Regions from separate parts of the Homo sapiens genome. Here region 1 is linked to region 2. Evidence: read pairs that join two places in POLR2A ChIA-PET (ENCODE). Cell type or tissue: PC-3. All regions are shown on one strand.

Region 1 (5,000 bases), 330 kb after region 2:
CTCATAACCTCTCGGGCCACCAACCTGGTCAAATCCCCTTCATTTCTTGTCTGTATCACCGATCAAGTCTGCCCTGTCCTCCTCTCCTCCAACAGCCCATTCTCAATACAACAGGCAAAGTACACCTTTTAAAACATAAATCAGATCATGCCACTCAGCTGCCTAAAATGCAGCCAGGTCTCCTATCTTACAGTAAAAGACAAAGTCCTTACAACAGGCTACAAAGCCTTATATGATTTGCCCACTAATATGATTCTCTGGTCTCATCTCCCACTTCTCTCCATTTTGCTCACTTTGTTCTAACTTATGACCTCCTTGCTGATCCTCGAACACACCAAACACATTCCCACTCCAAGACCTTTGCACTGTTCTCAAATTAAAGATTCTTCCCCAGATATCCACCTGGCCAGTGCCTTCACTACATTTAGATCTCTGACCAGATGTCACCTTGTCAGGGTGCTCTTCACTGACCACCAACATTAATTGGCAAACACACACACATGCCTTATGCTCTCTGTCTCCCTTACCTTCCTTTATTTTTCTCTGTAACACATATCCGCCATAACAATATGTTGCATTATATATTTACATTTTTGTTTGGTTATTTTCTGCTCAATCCAACAATATGTAAGCTTCATGAGGGCAAGTACTTGTCTATTTTGTTCAGTACTGTCTCCCCAGCAGCAAGAAGATTGCCTGCCACATAGTAGGCTCTCAATAACTACTTCTTGATTTAAGCGAAATTAATATCATGAAAGAATATATAGCATATACAACTTGAGAATGGCTGTTTTTAAAATCTTGAAAAAAATCAACTGAAAACAGAATTTGCTAAGGCTGGACTTTGATCACTTATTGGTAAACGTTACTTACGGTGGAAGAAATTTACATGCTAGTGCTTCAGGGTCACTACATGTTTTAAAACAGGGTGTAGCACAAGGTTCATATCTCCATTCACACATCTTCCTGTAAGGCACTGCTGCCTGGATTTCTGGGAAAAAATAAAGTTTAGATTGTGTGCATATTTAATACATAGCTTGAAAACTAACAATTCCCTTTTCTTTCTTGAGACAGTCTCGCTCTGTCACTCAGGCTCGAGCGCAGTGGCACTATTTCGATTCACCACAACCTCTGCCTCCTGGGTTCAAGTGACTGTCGTGCCTCAGCCTCCCAAGTAGGTGATACTACAAGCACATGCCACCACACCCAGTTAATTTTTATATTTTTAATAGAGACGGGGTTTTGCCTTGTTGACCAGAATGGTCTCGAATTCCTAACCTCAGGTGATCCACCCGCTTTAGTCTCCCAAAGTGCTGGGATTACAGGTGTGAGCCACTGCACCTGGCCAAAAACTAACAGTTTCTTATATGAACCCTCCTAGGGTTTGACCCTTCTTTGACTACAATGCTACAGGAAAGACAGAACTGAAGAAAAAACACTGTAATTGCTTGGTGACCAAAGCATTTCATGCTCAGATTAAATATCTACATGTACACCTATCTTCCAAAGATTTAAAAAAGCAAGTGGTTGGAGGAGGCTGAGGAAAATTCAAAATATTTTATATATGTGTGTGTGTGTGTGTGTGTGTGTGTGTGTGTGTGTGTGTGTGTGTGTGTAGTGGGTTTTCATCTGTCTTCACATCATAATACCAAACACTTGTTTAGAATTTTACTTTCTGCAAAGTAATTGTCCATCCATTATTCTATTTTATCCTGCAACAACCCTATTAAGTAGATATTATTTCTAATTTATAAATGAGGAAATTGAGACTCACAGCAGCCAAGAAACTTGCCAAGTTCAAACAATTAGAAAAATGGCAAGACCAAATACATTTCATGAACTCAAATCTAGGAAGAATATTCTGTTGCTGTTCTCAGAAAACTTAGCACGTTGCCTTGTACCAGATAAGTATTGTTTGAATACAACAAAATATATGGGCGGATTTGAAAAATACATGCATACAGTTCTAAAACCTCCCTTGATTGAAGTTTTTCTCCTGCAAGGTCTGCTAATACTCTCACCTTCCCACAGCATAGAGAAGTCCTTTTGTAGCAGTTCAAAGCTATCTCTGAACAAGAGAACCTCTTAAGAAAGAAAATTCAGGAAGCAGGTATGTTTCTTGGACTCTGGACACAGAATTCAATTCCAAATTACAGCAAGGAAAATAAGTCTTTTTGGAAAGCATCTATACATCTAAAGACTTAAGTAATTGCTGAACTTGAGTTACTCGTCTCACGCATCCTGAAAGAGGACTGGTTCCAAGACTACAATAGGCTCCTGGAGTTTCCTAGGTTTCAGAAGCCCACAAAGATCAGCTTCTGATATTCTGATGATGCCATGTGCTGCAGTTCTCTAAGCCTCAAATGGGGCTACTAGGTCTGGTTCTAAGGGCACAGATTTCTAGAGCAGAGGGGAAATAGAGGCCTGTAAAGGTCAACGGTAGGTAAACTGAAGTAAGCAAATCACATCCACTGTATGGAATGCTATATAGATATGTCAGTGGTTCCTTTTCTCAAGAGCACAGTGTAGGAGGACAGCTCTCCCCTTGGTTCTCCTTGCTTTCTCTCTCCCACTTGCAGATCTCAAAACAACTGCAAAATGTTCTGAGGGTTATCCTGAGGTAAGGAGGAATCTTCTGAAACAATCCAGGCTCTGTTGCCATTCCCAACAGGATGTCCTGCAAAGTGTGTGCTCGGTGATTCCAGTTGCACCTGAAGTATCAAATCCAGGGCAGAGTGCTTTCAGGGTCCCTCAGCTGCAGTGCAACCTGGAGCATGTGCAGACAAGATTCAGTTCACCCTGGGCTTTTCTGAGCCTAGAGGACTGGCTCACCATGAATCCTAGGCTTCTGTTGATTCTTGCTGCCTGTCTGTTAAGTAATAAAATTCCTTTGCCTGACTTGTTTTGTGAGTATGTCACCACACTAAAGAATGTATGTCACCACACCTAAGAATGCAAATGGTAGAGATATTAGAGCTTCTTTTTCTTTGTTCTGAGCTCGTTGCCAGAGTAAGAACCCTTGCAGAATTCTGGCATCTGGGTTTGCACAAAACCTCCTGCCAGACTTAGGAATCTTTGCATAGAAGAACTGTATTCAATAGGTAAAATTTTTTTTTATTTTTTATTTTTTTATTTTTTATTATACTTTCAGTTTTAGGGTACATGTGCACAACGTGCATATTTGTTACATATGTATACATGTGCGATGTTGGTGTGCTGCACCCATTAACTTGTCATTTAACATTAGGTATTTTGAAGCTCAATTTGTACTGTTTAAAATCTATTATTAGAAGGGCTTGCAGAAATATATTCTCAACAGAAAAGGCAAATTAGTTGCTGTCTTGAACTCCTTTAGGAGGGTTCACAAGGATGAAACGATTTCTTGAGGAGACTCAAGATAGATATCAAGCTTCTGGATTTTGAAAAGAAAGCATGACTTTTAAACACTGCATAAAGGAGTGAAGCTTGCTGCAGAAAATTCAATAGCTATAGACCTCAAAGGCTCTCTAGAAGTAAGATTAGGTTTCTGCTGAACTAGAGAAATCTTCTAGAGGTCAATGGAAACAGACACCTTGTATTCAAATGACAGAAGTAAATATATTGTCCTTATCACTAAGAATCAGATAAATTAGAGTTGCCTTCTAGGAAAGAAAAAGGAGATATAAACATTAGACAACTAAGCCACATGAGTGAGCCCTGATTCCAATGTCCAGACAGCACTGGTAGTAATAATTGGGGTAATAATAATAAAAAATCAGGTTATTTAGGATTGTTCTAAGTAATTTACATCAACTTATTCAATACTCACCATAACCCGATAAAGTACATATTATTATTTCTCCAATACGTATATTGGAGATATAGAGGGGTATAGAGGTTAAGACACTTACTTAAGGTCATAAAAGTCTATCTGCTTATATGCAGTAAGAATGGTTTTTAAATTAAAGACATAAATATTCTGCCTAATATAAATTACCTATTTGTTCTCTTTTTGGAGATCTCAGGAAACATACCTTCTATGCTGAAGCTACTTGAATGTTTAAATTCTTCAGAATCATCATATTTTGATGCTTTGACACTAGAATCTGTGAATATGATGAAAAAGCCTTTCTTGCTGTATAACTCAAATGCACTGTAACCAGGAATCCAGAGGCCCTGATGGTGGAAAAATGTTGCTCTCCGATGAAAGGCTGAATTCGCCTCCCACAGCTCCAAGCTAAGAGTATCATTGTCATGGACATAGAGAAAGTAGTTTGGCCTTTCAGCAGATTCCAAGGAAACAAGTGCTAATGCTGTAAAATATAGAGCAGTGTGGATTCTCAGGAGAAGGAAGATCATCAACATTGGCATCACAAAATGTACTTATAAAGTAAACAAAATAGTACTGCACAATTGCCAAACATAATTAGTGCCAATAACTAAGATTTCACAAATAAACTAGGAGATGCTTGAAAGAAGAAAAAAAAAAGTAGTACTTTAAATTCAGTGAATAACAGTGATATCACTAAAAAAAAAAATCAGTCTTTGGTAACTTCTATTTTTTTAATAATTTATTTTGTCCTTGGGGGAAAAAAGGAAATGTCAATGAGGACTCCAGAATGTACAATTTCATACAAGAAATTGAATGATTAATTGGACATATATTTGCGTTTGCAAGCTTTAACATTTACAAATGTACAAAACCTACTAATGGCTAAACTTGATGATAGAAAAGAGAATACAGAAATAGATCAATTTAGGGATGTAACTGCATTTCAGTATCACAGGGCTCTTTTAATGAGCAAATGTTCTTGAAAGAGATCTTACTGCACCAAGAAGAGACTATTTATCCAACATTATTGTCCATTTCCCAAAAGATGACCAAATGGCTAATGAGCTTTACAAAGCATTGAAAAATTATCACCCTTTTTCAGCTAGAGCTTTTAACATTTACCTTATATTTGTAAAACTCATGAAATAAAAGTTTTTAAATTGAGATTATTTTAGGTTGATTTTCTTCA
Region 2 (5,000 bases):
TAACCCAATAAGGAGTCCTAGAACAGCTTCCTTGTGTCAAAGTTTTGGAAATACATAAAGAAGGGAGAAAAAAGGTGAGTTTAAATAGACTGAAAGAGCACTTATATTTTATAATTATTTCACATAAAAGTTTCCATTTCTAGACTTAAGCAGCTCTGGCTTTGGTAAGCAATGCTCAAACACTAGGTTGATTGTTTAGATGGTAATGTTACACTGGGCAGTGTTATCCTTATCAGGGTGCACAAGGCCACAATTCTCCCTATTTAGCTCTTTCTCCTATTGCTTTCTCTCTTTTCAGTGGGACCACAGATGAGTTAGACCGTTTTTGCATTCCTATCCTTTTCCTGTCTCTGGAACACCTTTTTTCCTTTACCTTCTCATTAGACTTCTGCTCATCCTAAAGTTCATCCTGAAAGACACCTTTTTTATAAACTCTTTTCTGGTTGATATACAAACAGATTTGATCCTCAATCTTCATGCATATCTCCATCAAGATACAGTAAATTTGCAATTTTTACACATCTGCAGTTCTTACCATAATATGAGCTTCTTTATGGTAGAATTTATCATCGTAATAGCTAATACTTGTGCCAGCTACTGTTCTTAGTATTGCTTATATTCAATCATTTTATATTCATAATTTAATAAAGTAGATATTATAATTTTACAAATGAAGATATTGAGGCAAAGAGAGTTTAAGAAATTTGCCCAAAGTCACTTAGCTGGTAAGTGCTGATTGTATGTGCCAAATACAATGCCTATCACATAGTAGGAACTTATAAATATTTAAGATATGAGTGAATATGTCCTGAGTTAAAAGGTTTATCAAATATATGCACCAAAAATGTATTTATTAAAACATAATTTAATAATTTGCTTTAGAAATTCTTAACAAAGCATTAGACAAAATGAAATTTTTAAAAAGTTCTTCAAACTATGGTCTTCAAAAAACTTAAACTAGAAACTTTCTCATATATGTGAAAATGTTATTGCTAATAAAACTTTTTATCTACTTGGTCATGCATAATGTAATTACATTCACTCTTATTCTAGGGAAATTACACTTTTGCTCCTGAAAAATTGAGAATTCTTGCTGTCTAAATGCTAGGAAGAATTTTATGGCACTATTGATTTTGTTAAGTCCAGACCAATATTTCTTAAGAAGCATAACCAAAAGGCTGCAGGAAATACCATTAATCTTCTCTCATTTTTGTTATTATTCCCTAAGAGACTGAAATATTATAATTCTGAATTATTTAACCCAATTGTTTTATTCTTTGTTTCAGGAGTTCACACACTGGAAATTTCATGGAAAAAAATAAAATAGAAATAATGTTTTTGGTGACATGTAGAAATCTGTCTTTCTTAATAACAAAATAATCATCTAAGTTAGAAAAGATGCTTATAACTCTTAAAGTAGCTTGAAGATTTGATATCTACCTTATGTTTTTAAATAATTTCAATTTTATAGATATACAAAATGTTAAAAAAAAAACTATTCCCAACTTTTAAGTAGATTTAAAGTGACAAATTCTTAATTTTATACATTTTCATTATATGATACAGCATTTATTCCATAGTAACTTTAAAAAGGCCCCCTGTAAAACGTGGACATTACTTATCTTTTTTTTTATTTTTAGACAGTTCTAGAAATAATTTTCTTATAGTTTCTGGAAGCTTCAAGTTTTGATCTCACATTCATCTATATCACTAATGTAAACCAAGTAGGTAAACGTAAAATGAAATAATTTAGTGTCCAAATGTAAAATAATTACTTAAATATAAAACTACACTTATAGTATGACCTAAACCTTGAATACAAAACAAACTAATGAATATGGCATTCTACATTTGCACCTACATCTGGATGAAAGAGCAGAGAATAGACAAGGTCATGCTGCCAATACAGGGGAGGTCTGAAGAAGACCACCTTTTCCTGACACAGTAGGTGAATAATTCTGATCAGGTTGCACCAGAGGCGGCCCAGTGTAACATTACTATCAAAACAATCAACCTGGTAATTGGGTATTGATTATCAAGGCCAGAGTCCTTCATGGCCTTGCTTGCTTAAAATGGACATGAAATGTGACACATGAAACGACTGGAGGTCTTGCAATGTTGTGACAACTGCTAGTAACATACCGAAAATTCTTCTTGAAACTTTAGGTTGTTGTTTGTGCAAAGCTCTTCAACATGTTGCAGGAAGGATTTCTTGCTTATTGGCCTCCAAGTAAAGAAAGGTATAAAATAGGGTCATGTTAGATTGTATTTGTTCGCGTTAGCATTGGCACTGGCTTCACTTTTAACAAGTTAAAGAACAATGGACATCCCCAAAATCACAAACAACACAGCTTTTTAAAGTCACTCTGTTATACTTATAAAATTAACTTTTCTTCTTTAAGCTCACTTTCTTTGTATTCATGGCACAAAATTCCTTCAATTTTTTAGTGACATTAAATAAAGGATTTAGCATTTTAATGAAGAAAATTTTTCAAGTAAATGTAAGGGCATGAAGTTATCATTGACTCCTAAAGCACATAATACCTCTTTGTCAGACAGAAAACATTTTATACATTACAAGGTTTTAGAAGATATAAAATATTGCAGTGACCTCATTCTCATAATGACATGGTTTTCAAACCCCAAGGAGTTTAAATATCCCCGTATTACTTCCCAAGCTAAAATACAGACATGCAGGCTTCACCCCAGAGAGAGAGAAAGCATTTCTCCAGTTACCATGCAATTAGTCATGCTTTTATGATTTATATCCAGCTTGGAGGTTTTTCCAACAAACATACAAAAAGTGAATCACACATTAAGGTTCTACTGAGTCAGTGCATCTAACTTTGATATTCAAAAAGAAGAAAGAAAATATTTAACAAACTTACTTGATGGATTTTCTATAACTAAGTAACCTGCAATAGAGATTGTGTTAAATGCATTGTGAGTCAGAGTGGACAGCTAATTCTGAAAGAAGTGTAGATTAAAGTCAGAAAATTATAATAAATCAATAATGTAAAATGTGCTATGCCTTTAACTAATATATGATCATTATTTTAAATTTTATTTATTTTTTTGAAATTACATTATTTGGACTCAAACATGGCAAATAATTTACATTCTTTCTCGAGCTGAAAAGATGTTGTTGTTATTATAAATGTCATTATAAATGCTTAAAAATGTTAGGCATTTAGGATACTACATTAAAAATAGATCACTTTTTAATATATTGCATGGTATTTAGTGGTCTAAAAGAGCTAATGTGGATTTTAAAAATATTTCCTCTATATATAGAAAGTGTTGAACCAGACAGAATGAATCCATGAAACATGACATCACATTGGTTAAGTATTGTTTCATGAGTGAGTTTGGATAAATACACAGCAACAACAAATTATAACTATTTCCATTATTTTAGACCTATCTTTTGTGACAGATCATTGGCCAAATTACTTATACTCTGTAAACAAAAATAATTTTAACAGCTAAATAGGCTACACAACATACACAAACTTAGAGAGGGGCGTATCATTAATAACACTTACGTCATGCACAACAAATTAGCACTGCAAAAAACACAAAAGGCACAAAATATAATGAAATGAACTAAGGAACATATGACTTTTTCAAAGTTTTAAATCTAGAATAATATTAGGGATTTTACTATATTCTTTAATTGAAGAATATTTGTAAGAAGATATGTTTTTTGAAGCAAAGAATGAATAAAAGAAAAAAAATGGTTTGAAAAACAGAGCATAATAAATATGAAAATGGTCAAAAAGAGGTGTATTCAATGAAGAAAACAGGATTTAAAAGGAAGTATATTTCATTACAATACAGGAATTGTTGAAAAATATGGGGATGCTGGACCAGGTATTACAAAGTAGAATGTTAGAATTCTCAGTTAATGATGGGTGCCCCCCAAGCAGAAAGAGATGTTGTATCTTCCAGCTTCTCAGGGTAAACATAAAGTGATAGACTATTCCATTGCCAAACAGGGCATCTAAGTGACAAAGTAGCAGTGACTAACAAAGAGTCTTGGTGGATAAGCTTAAGAGTGCCCCACAATACCCTAGAGTGATTTAAAGAAAGCAAGAAAGAATTCCTTATTCTAGATGGATATGGAGATGGCTGAAAGGGCTACCAAATGAGAAGAATCTTTGATTTGGGGAAGGGAAAATAGAATGTCTGAATATTGGAGGCCCTGGAAATATCTCTGACATAGTAACAGTTGCAGTGGGGACTGAAGCCACAATCAATCTTTGTTAAAAATAATTACCCCTCAGCGAAGACCAGCAAGAAAGAAAGATAAACTACAGGCTACATCCACACATACTACCTAGCTCCCTTAAGATAACTTGTTGCCCAGTGCCCCTATGATACCTTGTTCTTCAGAAATAGGAAAGAATAGAAGGTTGTGTTGGGTAAATTCTGATCAACTGAACTTAAGATATAAATGACTGAGATGCTTTGATTACCAAGGTCTATTTCCCTGCTACCACATGGACATAGAAACTCTTGAACTTTGTGGAAATAACTTTTATAATAACAGCAAATATTATTCCATTGTGATTGGCAAAATTTAAGCACAATATATATGATTTAGTGACAGGCTAGTAGTCCACCTATATAAGGACAGTGAGACTGCCACCCATCGCAGAGAGATTCCTTTTTCCTAGAGGATCATTTGAGCCGGTACTGCAAAAGTATTTTTACTGAGATAACTAGAATCTAAAGTAGATGTTGGTTTCTGGGAAAATGTCAATAAACCATTTGAAGCATCAGTATACATTTGTGAAATCCCTAAGAGACATTAAATGTGAATAATCATATTAAAGAAAAGTGAGCAAGAAATAGCTAAAGCAAAATATTATTCATATTATTGCTCTTCTTTAATCATCTCTATTCTTCATTTCAGAAGTTATGATTAATTGAATAAATATACATTTTTTTGTTTTAAGTTCATGTCTTTTCAGTGAAAAACTCTACCAAAAGTTGCT

What was found. Peaks named below come from ENCODE experiments on the same cell type or tissue, not always from the same donor. Only the 100,000 strongest peaks of a DNase experiment are listed, where the experiment ranks them.
Region 1: POLR2A ChIA-PET joins it to region 2 with 6 read pairs; 1 of 35 experiments calls an interaction of 5 or more read pairs at or near these places.

Annotation. Positions count from the first base shown.
Region 1 is chr12:80,319,714-80,324,713 of GRCh38, reverse strand. OTOGL (otogelin like) reads right to left here. Exons shown (of 59, transcript NM_001378609.3): 34 at 4,014-4,292; 35 at 874-991. Among named protein-coding and RNA genes, the nearest start is that of PTPRQ, 120 kb to the left of the region's middle. RefSeq lists an enhancer at 3,979-4,512. In PC-3, no CTCF peak of the experiment used is centred here; a DNase peak (open chromatin) is centred at 2,883.
Region 2 is chr12:80,646,812-80,651,811 of GRCh38, reverse strand. PTPRQ (protein tyrosine phosphatase receptor type Q) reads right to left here. Exons shown (of 45, transcript NM_001145026.2): 36 at 2,889-2,915; 37 at 2,143-2,224. All of the region lies in intron 1 of LOC105369867 (a long non-coding RNA gene), which reads left to right. Among named protein-coding and RNA genes, the nearest start is that of MYF6, 58 kb to the left of the region's middle. In PC-3, no CTCF peak of the experiment used is centred here; a DNase peak (open chromatin) is centred at 2,751; H3K27ac peaks cover 872 bases; H3K27me3 peaks cover 560 bases.